2 separate regions of the Mus musculus genome follow, and region 1 is linked to region 2. Evidence: chromatin contacts called from ENCODE Hi-C or POLR2A ChIA-PET data. All regions are on one chromosome and are shown on one strand. Each heading gives the region's core, a stretch centred on a gene start or an enhancer-like site at or near the end of the contact. The rest is flanking DNA. Distances are from core to core; before and after follow the strand shown.

Region 1 (2,700 bases), core at 118-2,617, 68 kb before region 2:
GCAAGTTTAAGTACATTGAAGGGTACATCAGAGAGATTGGTACAACAAGAGGAAGGAAGCTTTTCTGTAAGTCCAAGATGCCAACTGATGACATTCTTGGCTTTTGGTTAGTGGAAGCTACTGGTCTGCTAAAGGATTCCAAAAGGATGCTGGGTGTGGTGACACTTGCCTTTCCTACCAGCAGTCAGGGGGAAGAGGAAGCCACATCTCTGTGAGTTGTAGGCCAGCCTGATCACAAGATATTAGTTGCAACACAGGTAGGCAAGGAAGAGCTGTTCTAGAGGGGTAGAACTAGCCCAGGATAAGGCAGCCTCTGGAACTGCACCAGCCCAATTTCTCCACAGCACTGAAACTCTAATCAGCCAGTCTCTGTAGATACAGCTTCTTTTCAGGAATTCTCCTTCATGGCAGCAACAAATAAAGGCTGGCTGGCCAAAGTTTTCCTTCTAATTGGGCAGGCTTTAATCTTTCCCCAAAGAACTGATCCCCAACTTCACAGGTCAGTTGTTGGTATTGGTTCCATGAGGATGGCTCTGCAGCGATGAAGATTAAGCTCTGTCTGTAGTGGCCACTGCACAGGGTTTATGAAGCTGAGTTCCAGCCTCTTTTCTTGCCTGTCTCTTTGCCTCCTTCTCTCCCTTCAGGGCTCCCTGTCCCAGGTCTTTTAGGGAACACAATTCCTGATTTCCTATGCTGGCCTGCTAGACTCTCCTTTACTTGTATTATTAAAGTTCCCGGAGGGACTCAGAACAGCATCTGGCAAATGACAAGTGTTTAACAAACACTTAGGTGGATGGATGCCAGTTCCTTGGCAAGGGTGTGTGTGGCCATTTGTGCAAGAGAGCAGGGCTCCTGAGTGACAAACTCTCAATGCTGACTTTTTCCACAGTGCTAGAATCCCAGCACTCAGGAAGCAAATCTGCATGTTCAAGGCCCTCCTGGGCTACACATCAAGACCTTATTTCAAAAATACAGAAACCAAAAGCAAATCCTATAACTTGGGAGTATGTTACAAAGTTTAAACATGGGCTGGAGGGATGGCTTAGGACACTGCTCTTCCAGAGCACCCAGGTGTAGTTCCCAACACCTGAATGGTGGCCATTCCCCAAGAATCTGATACCCTCTTCTGGCCTTCCTGGGCACGATGCACAGATATATATGCAGATGAAGCATTCATATATAAACGATATTTAAGACAAATATCAGAAATGCTTAGTGACGAAATGCTTGAGAGCCCCATGCATCAGAGGCTCTCGACATCCCAAGCCCTATCCCCAGGGAGAAAGGCTGTTCATAATGAACACTGTTCTAGCCATGAAAACCTGGTCGGCCTGTAGGAGAGATGGGTGTGTTCATACCAGAAGCTCTCATCACAGTCACACCCATTTCGTGGCAGCTGTGGATCATTTTACGTATTTTTAGTCAGGCTCAAAGAAGTGACTCAGGTTTGTCAAGTTCTGTTCCCAAAGTGCAGCCTGCATGTGGGAGGGACAGACCTAGTGGGCGGTCTCCAGTAGGCAAAGTGAAAGGCTAGTTGGGGCCAGAGAAAGAGAAGCGGCGAAAGTCTCTACGCCCCGCCCTGGGCGGAAGAAAACGGATCGTCTGGGACCTCTTGCAGCGGCACCAGGTGAGCAAGGGCCATGTTCCGGGGCGCCCGGCTGCCTTTGAGAGTTTTTTTCGGGTCCCTTCCTGGCCCTCTTAATACGTGGCAGAGCGGCTGGACCAGAAGGTTTGAGGGATCAAAAAATTGGGCGGGGGCGGGATCACGGGCCCGGCGAGTCTCTGAGGCCTGTTCCTCCCTTAGGGTGACACATTTGTGCCTCAGAGGAGCCTTGCTTGGTGCTTGAAGGCTGACCTCATAGCTCCGTCGCCAGCGACCTGTTCGCTCGCTCACTTTAAGGCCCAAAGAGGGTGTCTTCAGATCCTAGGATTAACCCAACAGCTAGGAGCAGCTAGTTAGCAATATCCAATCACATCAAAGCAGAGGCCTGAATCATGCTTCTAAGCCAGGCTGGTGGGACCTCCTGCCTGGTCCCAAGGCCAAACAGGGGGAGGAGTGTGGGAGAAGAACCAGCTGCCTGGGTTCTTTCACATCCCTTGCCCCTGACCTCAGATGATCGTCAGGACTGGCTGGCACCCTGCCTCCCATAAAGTCCAGTCCTGTGCTTTCCTCAAAGGTAGATACTCTAGGACCCTGTAGTCTGTAGTGCATAAGAGAGCAGGTGTGGGTTGCACCTGTGACTAGAAGTACTGTAGCTACCCCACCCCAGTGGCAGTGCCCTAGTGATGACTGGCTTTGGATGACACATCTGATCCAGGCAGTGCTGGTTTTACTCCCTGGCGAGTTGTGGGTGGGGCTAACTGGTTTCTCCATGCCCTGGCTATATGTCCACAGTGAGTTATCTCTGCCGTTGCCTCAGTTTTCCCTGTCACTAGCCCTTGTGTCAATATGTGTAAAGTGCTCCTGGTTAGCATTAAGGGGGTATCCTCCTAGCCCTGGGAAGGAAGGGGAAGACCCCGTTAGTAAAGCCATGTTGTGCCAGGCACTGTAACTTCACACAGAGCTGTTTGCCAGTTTCGGTAACTGTTATAGAGAGCAGCTGAAGTGACTTCTGTTTCTCTTAAACAGAACCTAGTACCGCTCTCCCTTCAGTGCTAGGAGCACAGCACTGATCTCTTCTTTCAAGCCTTCCAGGATAC
Region 2 (2,700 bases), core at 146-2,645:
ATCCTTCCTGCAGCTTCAGTTCCAGGAGCACGGATGTATAGACGACCTGGGGCAGGTGGAGAAATGCCACTTTCCAGGAGCCTGGACTAGGAATAAGTCCCCACCTCTACAGCTTGCCCCTATCCATAACAATGTGTATGTATGTGTTGAGGGAGGCTGTAAAATGGCCCATGTATATGTAGGATCCTGGATGGTCTACATATATGTTAATACATGAAGATCAAAGGAGGGCCTAGACTATATGTAGGTGTATATGGGCATCCTACGAAGCCCATGTGTATATGTTAACCACGGGAGACTTGTATATGTAGGGATCATTGAAATCCATGTATATTTAGGGTATTTATGAACGGCACAGATGTGCCTGTGGGGTTTGCTTCAACTTTCCTACGGTTCAGATTGGTACAGACCTGACTTGAGACTCTTGAATGACCCTAGTACCTATAGAACTGCAGGTTGCTCATAAAACCCCCATGCAGTAAAATTAGCCTAAATGCCATGGACCTCCTGGCTTCTGGGCCTCAGATCCTGCTCTGTGGCCTCCTGCTTTGTGGGAAGCCATGGACCTCCTGGCTTCTGGGCCTCAGATCCTGCTCTGTGGCCTCCTGCTTTGTGGGAAGCCTAGAGAGTAACTTCTGGATCCCCTCCCTCCCAGTTAACCTGGATCCGTACAGCGGCAAAACTTTTTACAAGCAAAATAAACCTGTGTGTATTGATTTCTGAGCCTCATGATGTAGATCCAGTTTCTAGAGATTATTTCTTCCCTGGGCTAGATTGAGATGGGATGAATTATGGCAGCCTGGGGCCACCTGGCTCTTCTTTGGTTTGCCTCATTGTCTTTGGTTTTTGTTTGGTTGGTTGGTTGGTTTTTCAAGACAGGGTTTCTCTCTATAGCCCTGGCTGTCCTGGAATTCACTTTGTAGACCAGGCTGGCCTCGAACTCAGAAATCCGCCTGCCTCTGCCTCCCGAGTGCTGGGATTAAAGGCATGCGTCACCACCGCCCGGCTTTGCCTCTTTGTCTAAGCGCGGGGCACCTTATGGAAGAAGGTTCTTCCAAATATCTGGGGTTTTGAGTGGCAAGAGAAGACACGGGGTCAGTTATGAGTGGGATGTGAATCAAGAAAGACTTTCTGGAGGAAAAGGAAGAGTTTGGGCTGGAGAGGCAAAACACCATGACAGTCAGCAGGGTGGCCCTTTGCGGGTTGCGCTGGTTGGGCTCCTTTGGTCAAACCAAACCCTGCCCCTAAGCCGGGAAGTTTGAAGATCCCGGGACGGAACTTCCTACACTCACCAGCACTAGCCTCAGGCTTAAAGCGGGACACTAGGTCCGCCCTAGCCCTGCCTGCGGGGCGGGGCTGCACCTGCCGCTGGGTCTGTCGCCGCTGCGCACCTCGGACAGGTAAACTGTCAGCTTCCGCGCGAGTCTCAGGTGGGTGGCAGTCGTGACTCAGACACGCGGAGGTGAGTAGAGGTCCTGGTTCCTGGAGCCGCTCCAGTTTTAGGGTTGAGGACCTGGGAGCACTTTGCTCCGAGGAGCCTTGGGGCCATGGTCCCGCAGGAAGTAGCTCTGAACCAGACGGGTTTCCCGCTCAGCCCGGAAGCTCGAGAGCACTGCGTCCAGTCCCCTTCTCTGGCCTTGCTCTTTTCATTCTGCCCAACATGGTCAATAGCTTCCTCTTGATTTAAGTGCAAGCCTGTAGAGGCGGGCGAGGGGTCGTAATACCTCGCCTTCGCTCCCAACAAACGTATCTCAAACCTAAGCAAGTCTAGGACACCTGAGCAGAGTGAGAGGCTGGCAGGGACCCGGGCTCGCGGGGACCCTAGCAGAGCCTTCGCCTCCTGTGAGCGCCAGCGTTCGGTGCGCGCCCAGACTAGCTGTCGGCGCGCTTCCGCTCTCCGTGCGCGTCCCCATCTTCTGCACGCGTGCCTGATAGGTCGGCTTGCCTCACCTGTTGAGTTCCGGGAAACAGGTCGTGCGCCACCCGCAGAAGACCAAGGGCAAGAAGTAGGAGCTGGATGAACTCGGGGAATTGGTCTCCTCGAGGCCTTTTATGCACACTCCTTTCTTTAAAGAAAGATATGTGGGGATCCAACACACACCAGAAACAGGGGCGGCGCAAGAGTAGCGCTGAGCAGCACCCAGGTGTCGAGATGCTGAGCAGCAAAAAACCGGATCCACAAGTGGGGAGCGGGCCTGGGGCTTCGAGCTCCGAAGCTCCAGAACACTCACTCATCTGATAGCACAGGATGCCCCTATAGCTCAAGGACTGTGCCTCCAGGACCTGGGCCTTCCAGGAACCTCAAAATACGGAGGCAATGCTGAGTGATCCGAGGGTCTAGGCTGGGATTTAAATTCTGAGGCCCTGGAGTGCCTTCAAAAGACTGCAGAGGCAAATATCTGAGGCCATCTGAGTTTTTATGCAAGAGTGGCCTGAGGCTGGGGTATGGGATAGAACAGTGGTTCTCAACCTTCCTTTAATACAGTTCTTGTTGTGGTGACTCCCAACCATAAAGTTATTTTTGTTGCTACTTCATAACTAATTTTGCTACTGTTATGAAGCTGCAACTCTTTAATCTTTAATACAATTCCCCATGTTGTGGTGACCCCCAACCATAAGGTTATTTTTTTTTCTTTTTTTTGGGGGGGGGGTTCGAGACAGGATTTCTCTGTGTATCCCTGGCTGTCCTGGAACTCACTT

The links. A loop is a pair of places that touch in the nucleus more often than their neighbours do. ChIA-PET counts read pairs that join two places held with the same protein, here RNA polymerase II (POLR2A).
Region 1: a map of v-Abl transformed pro-B cells shows a loop between it and region 2 (3-fold over the local background). The contact joins the promoter of Rnh1 here to the promoter of Sigirr in region 2. A Hi-C loop is called at or near these places in 30 of 37 maps with a recorded cell type or tissue (CH12.LX, CH12F3, T-helper 1 cell and 11 more). POLR2A ChIA-PET finds 5 or more read pairs at or near these places in 3 of 5 experiments (Patski and embryonic stem cell).

The regions. Positions count from the first base shown.
Region 1 is chr7:141,167,603-141,170,302 of GRCm38, reverse strand. It overlaps Rnh1 (ribonuclease/angiogenin inhibitor 1), which reads left to right and starts at 1,367. Exons shown (of 10, transcript NM_145135.3): 1 at 1,367-1,627.
Region 2 is chr7:141,099,241-141,101,940 of GRCm38, reverse strand. It overlaps Sigirr (single immunoglobulin and toll-interleukin 1 receptor (TIR) domain), which reads left to right and starts at 1,395. Exons shown (of 10, transcript NM_001355055.1): 1 at 1,395-1,462. It overlaps Ano9 (anoctamin 9), which reads left to right. Exons shown (of 24, transcript NM_178381.3): 24 at 14-722. The coding sequence ends at 41.